Regions from separate parts of the Mus musculus genome. Here all the other regions are linked to region 1. The links are chromatin loops, found by intact Hi-C in ENCODE. Cell type or tissue: left cerebral cortex. All regions are shown on one strand.

What was found. Hi-C counts contacts between places; a loop is a spot of excess contacts. Peaks named below come from ENCODE experiments on the same cell type or tissue, not always from the same donor. Only the 100,000 strongest peaks of a DNase experiment are listed, where the experiment ranks them.
Region 2: a loop joins it to region 1, with 2.6 times the contacts of the local background. A loop is called at or near these places in 2 of 42 quality-filtered maps.
Region 3: a loop joins it to region 1, with 2.5 times the contacts of the local background. A loop is called at or near these places in 2 of 42 quality-filtered maps.

The regions. Positions count from the first base shown.
Region 1 is chr16:29,033,940-29,037,939 of GRCm38, reverse strand. No RefSeq gene overlaps it. Among named protein-coding and RNA genes, the nearest start is that of Mb21d2, 110 kb to the right of the region's middle. In left cerebral cortex, no CTCF peak of the experiment used is centred here; a DNase peak (open chromatin) is centred at 2,227; H3K27ac peaks cover 524 bases.
Region 2 is chr16:29,170,147-29,174,146 of GRCm38, reverse strand. No RefSeq gene overlaps it. Among named protein-coding and RNA genes, the nearest start is that of Plaat1, 38 kb to the left of the region's middle. In left cerebral cortex, no CTCF peak of the experiment used is centred here; DNase peaks (open chromatin) are centred at 1,821 and 2,213.
Region 3 is chr16:29,158,040-29,162,039 of GRCm38, reverse strand. No RefSeq gene overlaps it. Among named protein-coding and RNA genes, the nearest start is that of Plaat1, 50 kb to the left of the region's middle. In left cerebral cortex, no CTCF peak of the experiment used is centred here; a DNase peak (open chromatin) is centred at 2,200; H3K27ac peaks cover 484 bases.

The DNA of each region.
Region 1 (4,000 bases):
TCCTCTTGCACCTATCCCAGCTTAGAATTTTAGTGCTCTGGGGACTGTTTTATACATTGTTTTAACTTCCTTAAACATGTAGAAATGGAACTATCATGCAGTCAACCTAAACTGCTACTGAGTGCCCCCCATGGTGATGCAGTCAGTATGTCAAAAAGACACTAATATGGACACCTTGATTATCATAGCACTAGTCATATAGCCAACAGACAGAATCAGGTACGGGTCCATAAAGGGATGGCTGCATCAAGAGGTTTTTCTGCTTATGCATTAAGGATTATTCTCTAGCTATAAATAAGAATAGAATTGTATAGGATAGTATGTTACATGAAATAAACTAAGCACAAAAACAATTACCTCACGTTCTCACTCATATGTGGAAACTGAAAAAGTTGGTGTCATGCAGGGCTGGGGTGAAAGCTCAGTTGTCAAATCCCTTGCTGTACTATGAGAGAGACCTGCGTTCCACCAACAAAACCTATGCTAAAAAGCCAGGCATGGTTGAATGTATTTGAATTCCTAGCAGTAGGGGAGGTGGGAACAGAGACAGACTGATCCCTGGAGTGCTCTAACCTAACCCACAAATTTAGCCAATGAGAGACCCTGTCTCAGAATCAAGGTATCTTCAGAAGAATGATACCTGAGGCTGACCATTGTCTTTATATGCACACACATACACATACATACATGCACACATTCACACACACATACATATACATGTACACAGAGAGACACACACAGACACACGCACATACATACACATACATGCATATGCATGCAGACACACACACACATACATACACACACACATACACACACAAACACATGCCATATGTGTGCAGACACACACACACATACATACACACACACATACACACACAAACACATGCCATATGTATGAAGTAAAGGATAGGATAGTGGCCATCTTTAATATAGGAAGGAGACGAATAAGCCAACGCAAACTGGTTGTATAACATGTATCAGAATATAATTACATAAGAGTACAGGTGCTCATATTCTACAGCACTAGATAGGATGGATAGGGTGAGCACAGTTCACAGCAATTTAGGACTTCTTTTAAAAAGAGCTACAAGAGAGGAACTCAAAGTCTCTAACAAATAAATGATAAAGGAGAAAAAATGCTAACTGCCTGATTCAATCATTACACATTATATATATATATATATATATATATATATATAGAGAGAGAGAGAGAGAGAGAGAGAGAATTATCATACTCTACCTCTTAAGTATGCAAAATTATTATGTTAATGAAATATCTTAATGAAGATACAACATAAAATACTAATACAAATTAAAATGAAAAACTTTATGAGTCCCTTGAGTAGAGAAAGCTATATATTTTTCTACAACTACTTTACTTTTAATTTTTTAAGTTTATTCATTTTATGTCTATGAGGGTTTTGACTTGTGTATTTCCATGAACCACGTGCGTAAGTGGTGCTTACAAAAGCCAGAATTAGATAACAGATCTGGACTTGGAGTCAGATACCTGTGAAATGCATGTAGGTACTGGGAATTGAACCCAGGTTCTCTGGAAGAGTAGTCAGTGCTCTTAATCACTGAGCCATCTCTCTATCCCTAACACCTATTAATATTATTAAGCTGTTTAGAACAGCTGTTCTCAACTTGTGGGTCTTTAGTCCTTTTTTGGGGGGGTTAAATGATCCTTTCACAAGAGTTACCTAAAACCATCAGAAAATACACATATTTACATTACAATTCATAACAGTAGCAAAATTACAGTTATGAAGTAACAACAAAAACAATTTTATGGTTGTAGGTCACCACAAAGGGTTGCAACATCATGAAGGTGAAGAACCACTGTTTTAGAAAGTGCTGTGTTACCTGGGTGTGGTTGTGCACACGCTTAACCCTAGCACTCATGAGGCAGAGGCTCTGTGAGTTTAAAGCCCAGGCTACAGAGTGAGATCTTGTCTCCAAAGGGAAGAAACAGAAGCAAGGGAGGAAGGGAAGGAAGGAGGGAAGGAGGGAAGGACGAAGGAAGGGAATATGAAGTAAGACATAGATCCTTTTCCCCAAGGAACTTAGGATCTAGGGCTGAAGATTATATAAATGAAAAGAAGTCACATTACAAAGGAAGTACAGATGGGTTTTCTGTGGTAAGGAGCTGACTTCCAGCTGGGAAGAACAGAGAATAGCTCCGAGCACAGGCCTCATTCTACCTGATATAGAAATGTGAAAATGAAGCTCAATGCCAGCAAGCAAGCACGGACACCCACATGCAGCCACACACTCTAGGAGAGTTCTCAAACCACCACCATTCAAGGACGGGTAGGAACCATGTGTCTTTAACAGGCTGTATTATTTCTCTGACCTTGTCTCCTATAAAGTAAAGGGAGTGGAGTATGTGTAAGGCTTGCCGGTGAACTTGTCAGCCATTGGTCACCCCCTTGTCTTCAGCTCTGGTAAACTCTACAGGCAAAGAGTTAGCATGTGATTTCCAAAGAACGCTGTTCTATATAAATAGACATTGAATCCATGTACAATTAAGCATCCGCTAATAAAACTATGCCAATTATATTCTCGGGCAAGTACAAATGAAGTAGCATTAAGTGAAACTCTAAGCTAAGAATTATTACATACACACTGTAATTCTCATCGTGGTTAGATGGAGAAAGACTCAAATGAAACAAATAGCTGTTTTAAGCACAATGGTTAAAGGTATAATTTCTTGTGAAGTCAATTTAACAATAAATTCTTTTTCTAATGGAAATGCCATTGTATTTCCATCTCATTTAGAGTAAGCATCCAAACCGAGCAGAGAATAAAGATTCCTCCCATGTGATCTCATCTCCCCCCTGCGGGGGATGGGGGCAACCAGTTCATGCAGATTGTTAGAATACGTTCAGATTTTTAATGCATATACTGTTGGTGGGTAGTTAAACATTTTTCTCCATAAGTGGAGCCATGTTCTTTATCCAGTTCTATAATCATAGTTTTGTTTTTAATGTGACTAGCTTGTTACAGTGGAATAAACAGCATATTCTTACAAAACCTTCAAACAGGGAATAACAAATTCAGAGTCAATGTTAAAGTCGAAATGCAGATGCAACAGAGAATTTTCTTAATTGCTATCAAGGTTCCAAGCAGGTGGTGCCCTGTGCAGCAGCCTAGCCACAAGGACTTGTCCTCCAAGCTTGGGAGAGAGGTCAGTGAGGGAACTCTGACTAGGTTGGGGGGAGGGGACCATTCCTTCAGCCCCATCTGTCATTTTGCGCCTAACCTGTCAAGACAAGGCCCAGTGGAGTTCTCTATAATGAGAGAGGAGGGAAGGTGCCGCTTTTTAAATTAATCAGATGTGGCACCCACCGAGTCCATAAGTGAGGCGCACAAAGGTGGCGCGCATAAACCGCCAGAGCCACAGCAGCCCCCACAGACTTGCCTCCGATGCTCTGCTTTCCCGGGCCCACTGCAATCCCGCCTCACCAGGTCTCCCTGCCCGTGTGCCTTCCCTCCCGAGGGAAGCATCTCAGAGAGAGGAGGTTATTGTCTCATTATCTTTGTGTCGTTCTAGCCAACAGGACTGTGGTTTTCCTGTGGTCACATGGCAGGCAGTGCTGATCCATTAGAGCTAGGCGGGCTGGGAAGGAGGGGAAAAGCCAGCTTGCTCTGCTCTCCAACTGCTCTATTAATGAAGTACCGTGAGATGGGAGTGGGGCAACAGGTGATGCTCTCTTAGAGATCAGAGCCTGAGGGATAGATGGAGGATGCCAACCTTGAGTCACAGCATCTGACAAATGCTCTACAGAAATACTTGCTGGCATAGGCCCCTAGGTTTGGAAGCCTGTGTACACTGTTCGCTGTAGGTATGCCATGGTGAGGCTCCTGTGTGCATGACACTTGTGATGCGGTGTGATAATGGAAAACTAAGCAAAGCCCCTTAGGTTATAGAGCCTGAACTTCTTCAGTAGATGCTGATGTGATCTGGCAAGATCCTCTCCCATTTCTTTCACAA
Region 2 (4,000 bases), 140 kb before region 1:
TCTGGTTAATTGGGAGAAATGAAATAGTTAATTGCAACAAAGAGTCCTCTCCTTACCAACACACACACACACACACACACACACACACACAGAGAGAGAGAGAGAGAGAGAGAGAGAGAGGAGAGAGAGAGATATTATTAAATATGTATATGCATGTATGAGCAGAATCTTATACAAATTTCTATTATAAAATGATACAAAGAGCAGGTAAAACTTGCCTTAGGCCCTCAGTGGACAAATGGCCTGAAGCTTGGGACTCTCTCCATTACTCTGAGTTAATATCAAGCATACATTTTTTTATATAGAAAAGGTTATTTGTCTCATGACCTCAGAGTTATCTTCATATTGTAAAATAAAAAGCCAGAGACTTAATCCCTAGAGAGAACCATCTAAAACCGAAATTCAAGCTCAGATTTACCATGGCTTTAAGCAAACACACACACACACACACACACAAATTGAGAAAAATCTGTTTATTTTACCCTTACCTTTATAGTAGTTAGAATCACAAAAAGCATTAAGAATAATGTAAATGATGGCTCAGCAACCATCAAGTTCTATTCCGGTTCAGATCACAGTGTGAAGTTGGTGTTCCTGGTCTGTAGGTCCACTCTTGTCCATGTCATCTGTGCATATGTATTTAACAGTACATTGAGCCTCTCACTGTGACTGACAGGATCAGGCAGGGGTTTGCCAAACCACTGACTCATAAAAGGAAGCAAGGAGCAGGGCCTTCTCTTTCTCAAGAGCCTTAGTTGGCAACAGCGCCAGTCTCACTGAGTTGCTCTTGAGGCTGTATTTATTGCCACAAAGGTCTGGAGAACAGGTCCTAACTTCCCACCTAAGAAACCAATTGCCAGAGGAAATTAATTTGGTAAATGGACATATTGATCTTAGCAAACAGACAAAATACTATGAAAGCCAGATCATAGGACCTATAGACAAGTTAATTTAAAGGCATTATATTAAAAAATACATAATATTTTTTAATTAGTTGAAAATTTCACACAGTGCATTTGATTCTATTCATCTCACACACTTTCCTCCCATTCCTCCCAAGGCCATCCTCTCTCTCCTCCTGTTTTTCTAAACATATATTAATCTATTTCTGTAATCTCTATAATTTGATGCGTTGGCATCACTGAAGGGACTATAGCACTCGGAAATCGACCAATTCCTAGAGGTTGTAAGTATCTTACCCAGGGGCATGGTTTCTGGTAGCCAATACAGAATCCACACACTCCAACCACCACTTCTCTGAATGGTCACTGACTATCCACCTGCCTTAATGACTCTCAGGGTCTCCAGAAACAGAACTAACAAGATGGGTGTATAGAAAGACAAAGTTTACCTTTCTTGTTCAACCTATTCCTCCATCTTCTGTCTCTTAGCTGAGGAAATACTTGGACTTTTGTGTCTCTTACTGAGCCCAGTCCTCTGACTGAATGATATTTCTCTTCTGGCCTTTCCTTCTCAGAGACGGGCTTGCTCAGTGTAAGGGTCCTGACAGACTTTACTTGGCCTTGACTCTGGGAGGTACTGGCAGTTCAATATTTGCTAACTCCTGCTTAAAGACTGAGGATTTTCTGTTTTCTGTTCTTACCATCCACCCAGCCATCCAATTCCTCATTCAAAACTGTGACGTATTTACCATGTGTCAAAGGCTATGTTGGACTCTTGCAATTGAGCAGGTCCTTACTGTCATTAAATGTACACCGTAATGATAGAAGCAACTTAAAAAAAGAAATTTCATAGAAAATGGTCCAGGCCAGGCTATAATAAGTAGAGCGAACAGCATGTTGTGGGAGTGTGGTGGTGCCCAGCTCACTTCCTTTCCACTTCCTTCATCTGTAATTCCTCCTATCATTTGTCTGTCCCTCTGCCTCACTTGCACGCCTGTGCCGCTGCCTCCACCACCATTCAAGGGTCTCCTCCTGGCTTTCTAGGGTTTTTTTCACATGGAATGAAGTCCCTGGAGATCGGTCAGGGATTCAGTGAAAGAGGTTTAAGCAGGATTTTGAGCAGCTAAGCTTCGTGTGTAAAATCTGTGTTGGGATAATGAGCTATCTGCACACACATACCATCTATTATAGAAGAGGAGAGAAAAGCCTGCTGTAACTGCTCTCTTTGGGAATAACCGGGGAGATAGGACAAAGTAATAACAACACACTCTTGGCCCAGCACCATGAAATTAAAAACGTTTGTGTGAAAATATGAACAAGGGACACATGTTACACTCCCACACACACATATAAAAGAGATGTGAGCCAATGTGCTAGAAATACGAATAAAAAACAAACACTTTTGCCTGAATAACCAGAGCCATGAAAAATAGCGGTGTGAGCCAGAGTGCCCAGGAAAATCAGACAGGGTAAGAGCCTTAGGTGCTTCCTGTTTTGGTTGTTGTCCAACATTCCCTCAAAGGAACCCAGAGTAGCCATCTTGGTGTGCTGGACATCTCTTTCTCTTGTTTCTGCAACAGATATTTATGCAGTGCCTGCATATGCCAGACTCTGCTGGGATGAGGGATGACTGTTGAGTCTGAAGGCCATGATCAGTAACACCATAGAGTTTGTACGCCAGTAGCTACTAAGACTGATGCTAGAGGTAGGCAAAGGGGATCAGTGGATAGTCATGGTACTTGTAACACTGACATGCAGGCGCAAAGGACATTACCTTTATTTTTTTGCATATGTGTGTAGTATACATGTATTTTTGTGTATTCAAATGTATATGGGCATATGTATTCATGTATGTGTAGTGTATATGCATATGTGTGTATTTACATGTGTATGGACATATGTGTATGTGGGAAGCCACATGTACGTGCCGTTGCAGGGTGGCGCTGGCTACCACTGGCCACCACACATACATAGCCAGTAAAGTTTTTTTTTTTTTTGCCAAGATGAGGTTTTGAGAATTAACCAATCAGATGAGAGACAAGTTAACCAATCAGATGAGAGACAAGTTAACCAATCAGATGAGTGACAAGTTAACCAATCAGATGTAGGCATGCAAATGAGGTGGTAAGCATAACCCATGCATAGCCAATCCGGGTGTGAGACATGCCTCTTCTAGGCCTTTATAAGCAGCACCAGTTCTGGGCTTGGTGTCACTTCGCCTCTGCAATCAAGCTCTCCCAATAAATGTGTGTGGAAGAATCCTGTTGCAGCGTCGTTCTTGCTGGCAAGTCAGGGCGCACACAAGATGTGTAGAAGTGTATGTGTAGTATGTATGTTGTATGTGTATGTGTGTGTTCACATGCTTATAGATATGTGTGCAGGAGTGTCTGTGCATGCACGAATACATGTGCGTGTGTGTGTGTGTGTGTGTGTGTGTGTAGGCCAGAGGTTGGCATTGGCTATCTTCTATTATTCGAAGATTCTTTACTAAGGTACGGGTTTTCATTGAACTCAGAGCTCACCGATTTGACTGGTTTAGCTAGTCTGCTTTGTGCCCAAGGATTTCATCTCAGCCTCCTAAGCACTGATTACAAGCAGGCTGTGTCACTGCCTAACCATTTATATCCAGCTGAGCATCTTAATGCACCCTCGTGCTCTCATGGCCAGAACTTTATCCAGTGAACCATCCCACATCCTTACCTGTTTTGGTTTTATTAAATGTACTTTCTTCACTCTACAGAAGAAAGTGATGTTTTCAGGACTTAAGCCTCTTGCCCCAGACAGCGTAAATGGCAGTCTTTGCTGGTGTTCGTAGGTATAACAAGGGTGCTATTGAAGCTTCCAAAACAAGAAAGTGGAAGCCAATAGCCCTGCAAGGGAAAAACACAATAGTCCCTATTTCTAAATCAGAACAGTAAGTGGCTATAAACTGGAGGCAATAGGAGATGAGTCCTACCTAAGGTCTGTGGCTAGTGAGGCATGGAACATCAAAAGAGAGAAAATGAAATTTATGAGCAGGCATTAGCCCCACCCCGGCATCTTCTGGCCCGGCATCTCCTTCTCTCCTGCTGCATCTCTTTTCCTTGTGCTTTCCTTTG
Region 3 (4,000 bases), 120 kb before region 1:
AAAGAAAATTAATAACTATAACTATTAAAATGGAGGGAATGATTGTTCGCAACGTGCTAACATTTTACTCTTGTGGTCCCCTGAAATGTCACTAATTGTCACAACAGTGTCCTGCAGAGCGAAAGCACAGCATTCAGAACCACACGGTGTGTGCTGTTTTATCATTTCATTTGGAACACGCTCGTGGCCTTAATTATTCTCAAGATTACACTGTAGTCATTTTGTAGAATATGCCTCTGTTTAGATTCCTGTGTTGTTGGTTTTTCAATTAGACTTGAGGTACTCTTCTCTGGCAGAAAAAACCTGCAGAGGCAATGCCATAAGCCTCTCACCTGCCTCTGAGCTGACGCCACACTATTTTCAATCTGATGCATTACCTCTGATGTCCACATCGATCATTTGATTAAAATCTGCTGTGCTTATACATTGTAGGGTTACAGTTTTCCTTTAAAAATCATTTTATTATTTGATATGTATGGGTGTTCTGTCTTTCTGTCTGTGCACCGTGCGCCTGGTACGCTGGGTAGCCAGAAGACTTCAGATCTTCTGGAACTGAAGTTACAGATGTCTGGGTGCTAGGAACCAAGCCCAGAACTTCTGGAAAGACAAGAGCTCTTGACCCCTGATCCATCTCTCCAACTCTCTCTCTCTAGTAAAACGAATTTGTGGTCTGGGTTCTGAAACTATGAACACATGTTGGTTTTCCATATAATTCTGTTATATCAATTGATTCTTTTCAGACATTTTTTCCACAAACCTTTTTTTATTTTTGTCATTACATATTTTGATTCTTTCTACCTTTTTGATGGCCAGTCTTCAGACACTACCTCCATTTCCTAAAAACATTAGGTGCCTCAAGGCTGTGACCTACCTTGTCCAGCTGATGCCACCCAGTAGTTTCAGAAGTAAATGGTTCAGAGAGGAAAGAGGGGAAGAAACAAAGCTGACAAAGTTCAAAGCTTTGACAACCAAGCTGATCTCTGCCTTTGCTCTCCTACCCACTGTGTCAGCCTTCATAGGAAAAAAAATACTGACCCTCAGCTGATGTTAATGTAGGCAGTAGCAAGAAGGAACTTGGAAGTTTGTTCCACCATTGCTGTCCAGAAGTTGCAGTAAATATGTCCCCAGCAACCAGAGGTTTTGTGGGTTCTCTGTGACAGTTATTCCTTTGTCCCCTTTTCTTTATCCCCTTGCCCTATGTAGTAACAAACCTATCTGTAGGGAGCCATTCTGGACTTCCTGGTCAGCAGGATGGAAATCTGCTCCAGGCAGTAGACAAGCCCATATTTGGTGGATGGCTCCCCCTTAATCCTTGATTGGCTGAGCAAGCCTGCCTGGTGAGGTGATGTGACCTGTGGTGATTGGGGGGGGGGGGGGGCGTGGTTGTGGCTGGAGTGAAAAACACTTGTAACCAGAGAGGCTGGGGGATTTGAAAGTAGCTGCCTGAGTAAACTGCTTAAAGAAGAACTGGTGGTGGTTGCATATTTCTTGCTGGTCGAGTGGGATGCGACACCTATCAACTAGAGCAGTGACAAAAATCTGTGTCAAGGCCTTTGAAGATGGAAAATGTAGTGGAATTTTAAGACTTTTCTATAGTTGGCTCTGGGAGTGGGTACAAGAGGAACCATAGACAAGTAGAGAGACTATGGAAAGGCTGACGAACCTCAGTTTCTGACATCTGGGGAAAAGGGAAAGATAGAGGAATACCTGGGTGATCTCACAGCTTAAGAAGCAGTCACTTGGCATCTTCTCCACAGAGGTTCACACTGTCCCTGAAAGGTGACAATACTTGACCCTTTCTCCTTTCAAAGATACTACTGTTTCTACATAAAAGCATAACTTGAGTATCATAAAAGTGTGGCTTTGTTTCATCTTTGGGACATGATTTTCCAGGTTTTACATTTCTGATTTGTTGTAATTTTTTACTAACTATGTACTTTGCAGTAATAGAAAATTATAAATCTGAAAGAAATGTGTCAATAGTAAAATTATGGATAAAGAACCAGATATTTTATTTGGCTATTGTGCCACCCTATTCCATACTGGGGTGTAGTGCTGCTTTCTGTAAATGAGGAAATCTTGGATGAGTTACTAGGGAGATGTTTTATTTAGGCATGCAGTTCAGCATCTGCTGTTAGATGATGATGACATTTCTACAACATGGCACAGGTCCCTGTACCTCTTCCTAGCTTTCCTTACAGACACAGTCCTGATCTGACTCATGTGGCACAGGGTAGGGCAAGAGAGGTGGGTTTCAGCTCTTCCTTGAACATGAAAGTATAATGTTAACCCACACAAATCCTATTTTATCACTTTGTCTTGGGAAAGAGATGAAATGACCTGTAAATAGTAAAACTCCTCCAGTTTGCTATTCTAGGAGCTACACAACAAGTGAAATATTTTTCTCAAGGCCATTAGTAAATGAGCAGGAAGAGTTCCCTTCCAGCTTCCTTACCAAATTTCATCTACTAAGCCATGGAACTCTGTGTAAATGAGTTTCTAAAACTGAGGTAATTGGGGTTTATTAAATTACAAGGTAATATTAAATTAAGAAATTCAGAGCCAGAACTGGCCATCTTTAGTAACCTGCCAAGGATCCCAGTGTGGAACCAGGACACCAATTGAGCCATAAAACCTTTGACCTCTACCTTCTCTGCCGGCAAGATGTCCTGGGGCAATGTTTGTAGCCAGTCTTTGCTACTTTCTGAGTTCTTCTTTCTCTCATTCTCTTTCTATCCTTTCAAACCCCTAGTACTAGATAGGAGAGAAAAGAGGATAGAAAGGAGAGGAAAGAGATGCCTGTATAAAGTCAGAGATCAGAAGCGGGGCAATGTTATTGTTAGATTACTTCCTGCTGATTATGGGCACTGAACTCCTTGGGGCAAGTTTGATGTTCACGATCAGGATATCAGATTTCTTCCTTTTGTTGTTTCTTCTTTGCTTACCAAAATACAATCAACTACAACCAATAGCAATCAAGAACAACCAAAAAACAACCAACCAACCAACATCCAAGGAACAACTCACCCTGCCTCTTGGTGAGAGGCGTTGTTACATTTATATACCCTCTTAAGGTCTCCAGAATTACAATTGTCACACAATCATAGAATCTACAGCTGGCAAAATCATGCCCCTGCCATAGCACTAGGCAAAGCATAGTCTGCTGCCGTGAACAGTCTGAAGTAGCCTCAAATCCCACATCGGGGATCAAAATAAAAACATACGCTCATAACATTTCTGTGTTTTACAAAGAAACCAAAACTCCAAAACTGTCACTACAAATGGTGTCTCAGAGTTTGTGAGAGTAGCCATCCAATAACTGTTCTAACTTGAAGCCCAAGCCATGAGAGGGAGCCCAGGCCCAAATAATGCCTGGAGTCTAGAAACCAGAAGCTGGGTGACTCAGATGATTAGAGTAGAACCAAACAAAACTGACCAAAATAAAAAGTCAATGAAATGATTCCTAGGAATATTCTGCTACACGCATACATAGATGCCCAGCCCAATCAACATCAGAGAGGCGTCCTCCAGCAGCTGATGGGAATAGATGCAGAGACCCACACCCAAATATTAGATGGCACTCAAGGAACCCTACAAAACAAGGAGAGGAAAGGTTTTAGGAGCCAGAGGGGTCTAGGACACTGGAAGAACAAATCAACCCACAGAATCAAGTAAGCAAGGCTCATAGAGGCTCACAGAGACTGAAGCAGCAATCATCTGCATAAGTCTGAGCTAGGTCCTCTGCATATATGCTGTAGTTGTTCAGCTTGGGGTGTTTGTAACACTTCTCTAAGAGCTGTAGAAGGGGTGTTTCTGACTCTTATACTTGTTCTTGGGACCCTTTTCCACCTATTGGATTGCCTTGTCTAGCCTTGATGTGAGGATTTGTGCCTAGTCTTTTTGCATCTTCTTTTGCCATGTTTGGTTGAGAGCACTGAGAGCCTGTTCATTTCTGGAGTGGTACAGAGGAACAGTGGATCTGGGGAAGAGAAGAGATAGG